Regions from separate parts of the Homo sapiens genome. Here region 1 is linked to region 2. A link is an interaction called in ENCODE POLR2A ChIA-PET data of the cell type or tissue named here. Cell type or tissue: Caco-2. All regions are shown on one strand. Each heading gives the region's core, and the rest is flanking DNA. Links, peaks and the distances in the headings are about the cores only.

Region 1 (4,395 bases), core at 316-4,315, 52 kb after region 2:
TCCCACTTACGAGTGAGAACATGCGGTGTTTGGTTTTCTGTTCCTGTGTTAGTTTGCTGAAGATAATGGCTTCCAGCCCCATTCCTATCCCTGCAAAGGACATGATCTCATTCTTTTTTATGGCTGTGTAGTATTCCATGTTGTATATGTACCACATTTTCTTTATCCAGTCTATCATCGATGGGCATTTGGGTTGATTCCCTATCTTTGCTATTGTGAATAATGCTGCAATGAACATACACGTACATATATCTTAAAATAGAATGATTTATATTCCTTTGGGTATATACCCAGTAATGGGATTGCTGAGTCAAATGGTATTTCTGGTTCTAGGTCTCTGAGGAATCGCCACAGTCTTCCACGGTGGTTGAACTAATTTACACTCCCATCAACAGTATAAAAGTGTTCCTATTTCTCTGCAACCTTCCCAGCATCTGTTGTTTCTTGACTTTTTAATCTTAATCACCATACTGACTGGTATGAGATGGTATCTCATTGTAGTTTTGATTTGCATTTCTCTAGTGATCAGTGATGTTGAGCTTTTTTTCACAGGTTTGTTGGCTGCATAAATGTCTTTCGTTTGGGTTCCTTGTAGATTCTGGACATTAGACCTTTGTCAGATGGATAGATTGAGAAATGTTTCTCCAATTCTGTAGGTTGTCTGCTCACTCTGATGATAGTTTCTTTTGCTATGCAGAAGCTCTTTAATTAGCTCCCACTTGTCAATTTTTGCTTTATTACAATTGCTTTTGATGTTTTCATCATGAAATTCTCAACCTTGCCTATGTCCTGAATGGTATTGCCTAGATTTTCTTCTAGGGTTTTTATACTTTTGGGTTTTACATTTAAATCTTTAATTCACCTTGAGTTAATTTTTATATAAGGTGTAAGGAAGGGGTCCAGTTTCCATTTTCTTCAGATGGCTAGCCAGTTCTCCCAGCACCATTTATTAAATAGGGAATCCTTTCCTCATTGTTTTTGTCAGGTTTGTTGAAAATCAGATGATTGTAGGTGTGCAGGCTTATTTCTGAGTTCTCTATTCTGTTCCATTGGTCTACGTGTCTGTTTTTGTACCTGTACCATGCTGTTTTGGTTACTGTAGTCTTGTAGTATAGTTTGAAGTCAGGTATATGCTTCTCTTTTTTGTGGTAAAATATATAGCATAAAATTTACCATTTAAATTATGTTAAGTGCACAATTCAGTGGCATTAAGTACATCACAATGTTGTGCAACTAACACCTCTATTTCCAGAACTTTTCATCATTTCCAACTGAAACTCTGTCTACACTAAACACTCACTCCCCACTCTCCTTCCCCCAGCCCCTCGCACCCACCACTTTACTTCCTGTCTCAATGAATTTGGCTACTCTAGGGACCTCATCTAAGTGGAATCTTACAGTATTTGTCTTTTTGTGTCTGGCTTATTTCATTTAGCATAGTGTCCTCAAGGTTCATCCATGTTGCAGTTTGTGTTGGAACTTAATTCCTTTTTAAGGCTGCATAATATTCCATTCTGTCTACACCACATTGTGCTTGTCCATTCATCTGCTGATGGACACCCTGGGTTGTTTCTCCCTCTTGGTTATTGTGGTTAATGCTGCTATGAACAGGGGTATGGAGGTATCTGTGAGAGACTCTGCTTTCAGTTCTTGTGGGTCTATACCCAGAAATGGAATCGCTAGATCATATGGCAATTCTATGTTTAATTTTTTGAGGAACAGCCAGACTGTTTCCACAGCAGCTGTGCTGTTTCTCATTCCCAACAACAAGGCACAGGGTTCCAGTTTCTTCACATTGTTGCCAACACTTGTGATTTCCTGGTTTTTGATAACAGCCGTCTGAGTGGGTGTGAGCCGGTATCTCATTGTGGTGCAGACTGACACCTGGCCCTTGTAAGCATTCCATGAGAGCTTCAAAGGAACACCTGTTAGGTTTTTCAGGGTTTGGGTTCGGTGTGAACCTCGTGTGTAACCCTCCGATCCTCCTTCTATCTTTAGATAATCCTAACAACAGGGGTATATTCATACATGATTGTTTTTCCTTTTTGCCTTCCAAACATGGGCTCTGCGGCGCGTTTGTCTGCCTGTGGCTCTCCGGCTGCAGCGCCCACAGCAGCCCCTCCCTCCCGCTCCAGGCCCCGGGCTTCCCTGTGTGGATGTGCGATGGGCGTATGGCCACACGCCCAAGATATCACCTTGTCTCCAGCCACACGCCAGGGCCGCTGCCGAGACAGACGGTGCGCGAGCGTGCGTGGGCACGTTTCTCCACAGAGGAGCACCCGCCCTAGCCGGCCGCCGCGCAGGAGTGGGACGCCGGGTGAACTCCGCACGTGCTCGCGGCGACGCACTGCGTTCCAAAATGGCTGCCGCCTGCGTTCCAAAATGGCTGCCGCCGCCCACCTTTCCCGTGGAGGCTGAGCACGTCGCTCCCCACGCTTGCCGGCCTCCAGGCTGACGACCGCCAGAGCCGTCTCTGGGACTCTGCAGGCACTTCCCGAGCCCCCGCAAGGTGCGTTTTCACTTCTTTGTGACACTTGGGTTGAGTCTCCTCTGACATCAATTCTGCCATATGAACCTTAATTTTATCCAAAGCCCCAAAAAGAACAAAAGCGTTGGAGTTTAAGCTGAAGGTGCGATCCGGATTACATACAATTGCACATTATTGTTGATGCGGCTGACGTCATTATGATATTAAGCCTGCCCACCAAGAATCTGGCATGTCTTTCCAAAACCGTACGATTTAAATCCATGATTTTTTTCTGATATAGGTTCTATAGACTTCCCTTTTATTTCTAAGTAGGTTATATTTTCGTACTTATTGTGTGTTTTCCTCATTATTGTAAGTGGAACGTCATTCCTGTTCCTGTTTCTAGCTTGTTCTTGACAGTGTGGGGGAAAACTATTAATTCGGAAGTATGGATATTGTATTTAGCCATGCTGCCACATCCCATGATGTGTTCTGGTAGGTTTTTACTGCACTGTCTTGAGTTTCTCAGAGATAGGATCGTGTCATCAGGAAGAGAGGTGGGAGAGACGGAGAAAGAGATAATTGGCTGTCTTCTTTTATAACTCTTATTACCATCCTGTGTTGACGGGAATACGTTCGTGGCTGTGGGACTGTCATGGAATCTCCCTTCACAAGCCTAGATGATGCAGCCTCCTGCACGCCCAGGCCGTGTGGTGCAACCATTGTTCCCCGGCTGCAAACCTGCACAACACACATCTCACTGAACACCGCAGTAGCGGCAGCACCAGGGTGAGGCTGTGCACCTAAGCATAGAAAAGGCACCGTGAGGCCAGGCGTGGTGGCTCACGCCTGTAATCTCAGCACTTTGGGATGCCAAGGTGGGTGGATCATTTGAGGTCAGGAGTTTGAGAACAGCTTGGCCAAACATGGTGAAACCCCATCTCTGCTAAAAATGCAAAAATTAGCCAGGCGTGGTGGCACACGCCTGTAATCCCAGCTACTTGAGAGGCTGAGGCACAAGAATGGCTTGAACCCAGGAGTGGAGGTTGCAGCGAGCCAAGATCACGCCATTGCACTCCAGTCTGGACAACAGGTCTCAAGAGAAAGAAAGAAGGCCGGGCGCGGTGGCTCACGCCTGTAATCCCAGCGCTTTGAGAGGCCGAGGCGGGCAGATCACGAGGTCAGGAGATCGAGACCACGGTGAAACCCCGTCTCTACTAAAAAAAAAAAATACAAAAAATTAGCCGGGCGCGGTGGCGGACGCCTGCAGTCCCAGCTACTCCAGAGGCTGAGGCGGGAGAATGGCGTGAACCTGGGAGGCGGAGCTTGCAGTGACCCGAGATGGCGCCACTGTACACCAGCCTGGGCGACAGAGCGAGATTCCGTCTCAAAAAAAAAAGGAAAGAAAAGGCACCGTGAGAATTCGGTGCTGTCGCCTTCCAGGGCACTGTCGTACATGCGGCCTGCTGTTGACTGAAACGGCCTTATGTGGCACATGACTGTGTCTTATCTTTTCATGCGCTTCACTGGACCCTTCGAAACAGCGCAGAATCGCAGCGGCAGCTGTGTGTCATGCCCTCGGTCTTACTGCAGGCAGATTTACTGTTTACCATTGTCCATTTTCTGCTTTTCTCTTCATTAATTATCTCTTCCTGTCTTATTTGGGATTATTTTGTTTTGTTTCTTTTAAATTTCTTAAGATGGCAATGAAGTTCCTATACTTTCTGCTCTTCCTTAAAATGAAGGACTATGAATTTCCTCCCAAAAAAAGTTTTAGCCCTGGACCCTAAGTTCAGACGCCTAGTGTTTATCTTTCATGCTTTCTGGAATTTTTTTTTTTTTTTTTTGAGACAGAGTCTCACTCTAATGCTCAGGCTGGAGTACAGTGGCGCAGTCTCGGCTCACCGCAACATCTGCCTCCCGAGTTC
Region 2 (4,395 bases), core at 285-4,284:
TCTGAAGGGGCCTCCCTTGCACTTGCCTGGCCGTCGGGTGGAATGCTGGGTGGGAAGTGGCTCCACCTTGGGATGCTTGTTGGTGCCGGTGACCCCCGGACGCTCCAGCATGCAGCCCCAGGCTATGGCATCTGCTCCTGCTCAGCTCCGGGAGCATTTCCCGTCTCCTCATCGTTTCTCCTGTCCTTCCCTGAGTGCCTCAAATTCCTGTGAGCAGGTGTCGGCGTTGGATCTCTAGGGCTGGCTTCGAGTCCTCACTCTCTCCCGGGCTGGCTTTGAGTCCTCACTCTGCTCTTGCGAGCTCACATCTGAAGTGCCTTCTGTTCTGTCATGAAGTCCCAAGAGTTTTTTCGTCTTTGAATGTTCTTTTTATGTTTCAGGTGGTTTTGGGGATTTACTATGTCTTGAGGACATCCATGAGCGTTTCTGTCGGTGTGGTTTTGTATTTTATTTCCCTTTGTGGCCTCTGTCTTGTGTTGTCTGAGAGCACGGTGGGGTTGCGAGGGCCGTGCCCTCGGGAGGAGACCTGCGTGTGCCTTGACTGCCCTGGGCAGCCGGCACTGGGGCAGAAGGAGTGGACTCCCAGGGATCCCCGCCGTTTGTGTCCCAGACACAGCCCCAGCCCTCCGCCTGCTGGCTCGGTGGGCGGCCTGAAACCATCCTGCCTTCTAGGAAGACAGCAATTCTGGAAGAGCAAAGCCGATACAACTGAAGGAAAAAATAGACAAACCCAAATCATAGCTGGCGACGTCAGCACTGCTGTCCCGACACATGACGGAGCAGCTGTACTGAAGGCTGCAAGGATGTAGAAGGGCAGAGGCGCCAGCCAGCAGGGCCCACCAGCTGCAGGCACGGACCTTTCCATGCACCGTGGGAGCCTCCTCCACACAGGCCCTGTCCTCAGAGAACTAGGATTCTGCAGCATGCCGTCTGACCACAATGAAATAGAACGGAAGAATCTTCACACTTGGGAACAAAACAGCACACTTTCAAACGACACCTGGGCCAGAGAGGAGGTCTCAAGGGAGACGATGCGTGGAGCTGAGTGAAGATGCAAGTGCAGCCTAGGAAAGCCCAGGGCCCCATCAGGCAGTGTGGAGACACCCGCAGCCGTGGGGGCTTGCTGTGGAAAAGCTGGAATGCCCCAGCAGTAACCTGAGCTCTCTGCACAAGACATTTGGGGGGAAAAAAAGGGAGCGAAATAAGCCTACAGCAAGCGGAAGGAAAGAAAGAATGAGGAGCCACGGGCAGTGCAGTGGAACACAGGGACAGAGGCCAGTTCTGAAGCCCACAGACCTCTCCCGGGGCTGCTGGGAAGAGTGACCCAGGTCATCGATATGGGGGATGGTGCAGGAGGCACCACTGCAGACCCCGCAGGCTCTACGAGGGTCACGGGTGCAGGCGCCTCTGTGCAGTATGCTTGACGACTTACGTGAAATTGATAAATTCCTCAAAACCAGTTCCTGCCACAACTTACCCAATATCAAGTAGATCCTTTGAAAAATTCTATAAATACAAAGAAAATAAATTCATAATTAAAAACTTCCCAAAAAGGAAACCTGCGGACCCACCTGGGCCACTGGAGAATTTCACCGAATGTTGAAAGAGAATGCCAATTCCACCCTCTCACAGGAAGCAGGAGAGACGGAGCACTTTCTAATTGATTTTACGAAGCTCATACTATCACCCTGATACCAAAATCAGACAGAAACAGCACCGGAAAGGGAAACTGGGACTATATTCCCCATGAATATACACACAGATCCTCAACCAAACTTCAGCAAATAGGATTTATCGGTATATAAAGAGAATTCTACACCAAGATCAAGTAAGATTTATTCCAGGAATCCAAGGCTGACATTTCAGAATTGTTAACAAAATCTATTTAGGTTGCTGCGAAAGTAATTGTGGTTTTGCCATTGAAAGTAATCACAAAAACCGTAATTACTTTTGCACTAATCTGATATCATATTAACTGGCTGAAGAGTCATGTGGTCACATCAACAAGGCAGAAAAGGCATTTAACAAAATTCAGAAAGTCAGCACCTTTTATGGCAGCACTGTCAGCCAGTCATGAGCAGAACGTCGTCAGCTTGGTAACAAGCATGTCTAGAGACCCACAGCCAGGCCAGGCGGAGTGGCTCACACCGTAACCCCAGTGCTCTGGGAGGCCAACGTGGGAGGATTTCCTGAACCCAGGAGTTTGAAACCAGCTTGAGCAATATAGTGAGACCCCTGTAAGAATTAGCCAGCTGTGGTGGTGAGCAGCTGTGGTGAGCAGCTGTGGTGGTGAGCAAATGTGGGCAGCTGTGGTGAGCAGGTGTGAGCAGCTGTGGTGAGCTATGGTGAGCAGGTGTGAGCAGCTGTGGTGAGCAGGTGTGAGCACCTGTGGTGAGCAGCTGTGAGCACCTGTGGTGGTGAGCAGCTGTGGTGAGCAGCTGTGGTGGTGAGCAGGTGTGAGCAGCTGTGGTGGTGAGCAGGTGTGAGCAGCTGTGGTGGTGAGTAGGTGTGAGCAGCTGTGGTGGTGAGCAGCTGTGGTGAGCAGCTGTAGTGAGCAGCTGTGGTGAGCAGGTGTGAGCAGCTGTGGTGAGCAGCTGTGGTGGTGAGCAGGTGTGAGCAGCTGTGGTGAGCAGCTGTGGTGAGCAGGTGTGAGCAGGTGTGAGCAGCTGTGGTGAGCAGGTGTGAGCAGCTGTGGTGAGCAGGGGTGAGCAGCTGTGGTGAGGTGTGAGCAGTTGTGAGCAGCTGTGGTGAGCAGGTGTGAGCAGCTGTGGTGGTGAGCAGCTGTGGTGAGCAGGTGTGAGCAGCTGTGGTGAGCAGGTGTGAGCAGCTGTGGTGGTGAGCAGGTGTGGTGAGCAGCTGTGGTGAGCAGGTGTGGTCCCAGCTACTCAGCAAGCTGAGGTGGGAAGATCACTTGGATCGCTTGAGCCCAGGAGGTCAAGGCTGGCCTGAGCTATTATTGCATCACTGCACTCCAGTCTGGGCAGCAGAGCAAGACCCTGTCTCCAGAAACCTGCAGCCAACATCTTTTTTTTGTTTGTTTGTTTTGAGACAAGAGTCTTGCTCTGTTGCCCTGGCTGGAGTGCAGTGGCATAATCTTGGCTCACTGCAACCTCCACCTCCCAGTTTCAAGCAATTCTCCCGCCTCAGCCTCCTGAGTAGCTGGGATTACAGGCATGCACCACCATGCCCAGCTAATTTTTGTATTTTTAGTAGAGACATGGTTTCACCATGTTGGCCAGGCTGGTCTCAAACTCCTGATCTCAAGTGACCTCCCAAAGTGCTGGGATTACAGGTATGAGCCACCCTGCCTGGCCAAGCCAATATCATTTTTAACCATCCTCCTAAAATCAGGAACAGGGCAGGAGTGTCTTTTCTCCACTTGTACTTGTCGGAAGTCCCAGCTGCTGCCATTTGGCAAGAAAAGGAGATCAAAGTTACACGCACTACAAAGGGAGAAATAAAATTACTCCTGTCTGCAGATGACACGATTGTCTGCGCAGGGACTCTGAAGCAATCTACAAAGATCTTTTAGAACTATGAGTTCAGTAAGGTCGCAGGATACCAGGTCAACACACAAAAATCTGTCCTATTTCTGTTTACTTGCAATTATATAAGGAAGCCAACATTTAAAACAGTACCATTTACAATCACCTTTTTTTTTTTTAGAAAAAATAAACATTTAGGTATAAATCTGACCAGACATGTCTAGGGCTTGTGTGGTGGGACTACAAAACCAACCGTGGCGAAAGAGACCAGAGGAGATGCGAGTGAAGGGACGGACGCTGCACTCACGGCCTGGAGGCTCCCGAGTAAGGTGGCCGTTCTCCTGTGTGCATCTGTAGCCTAACGCAGTTCCTACCAACGCCTCAGCAGGGATTTTCCTAGATACAAATGAGCTTACTGTACAGTGTATTTGAAAGACAGATGGACTAGATGCCTGGAATAGTTTATTTTTTTGAGATGGAGCCTCGCTCTGTCGCCCAGGCTGGAGTGCAGTGGCCTGATCTCGGCTCACTGCAAGTTCCCTTACCGGGTTCACGCCATTCTCCTGCCTCAGCCTCCTGAGTAGCTGGGACTACAGGCACCCGCCACCACGCCCAGCTAATTTTTTGTATTTTTAGTAGAGATGGGGTTTCACCGTGTTAGTCAGGATGGTCTTGATCTCCTGACCTCGTGATCCGCCCGCCTCGGCCTCCCAAAGTGCTGGGATTACAGGCGTGAGCCACCGCACCCAGCCATGCCTGGAATATTTTTGTAATGGAAAAATGAAATGGGAGAAGTCACTGTTCCTGGCTTTGAGGCTTACTCTGAAGCCACAAATCAACATTGCGGCGATGGCAGACAGACGCGTCTGTGGAGAGAAGAGAGGACTCAGGCCACACAAGAGAGACCAGC

The links. Peaks named below come from ENCODE experiments on the same cell type or tissue, not always from the same donor. Only the 100,000 strongest peaks of a DNase experiment are listed, where the experiment ranks them.
Region 1: POLR2A ChIA-PET joins it to region 2 with 7 read pairs; 5 of 35 experiments call an interaction of 5 or more read pairs at or near these places.

The regions. Positions count from the first base shown.
Region 1 is chr4:802,870-807,264 of GRCh38, reverse strand. The region is part of intron 2 of CPLX1 (complexin 1); the gene reads left to right. Among named protein-coding and RNA genes, the nearest start is that of CPLX1, 21 kb to the left of the region's middle. In Caco-2, for the core only: no CTCF peak of the experiment used is centred there; DNase peaks (open chromatin) are centred at 2,134 and 2,374; H3K4me3 peaks cover 1,621 bases.
Region 2 is chr4:854,606-859,000 of GRCh38, reverse strand. All of the region lies in intron 24 of GAK (cyclin G associated kinase), which reads left to right. Among named protein-coding and RNA genes, the nearest start is that of CPLX1, 31 kb to the right of the region's middle. In Caco-2, for the core only: no CTCF peak of the experiment used is centred there; no DNase peak of the experiment used is centred there.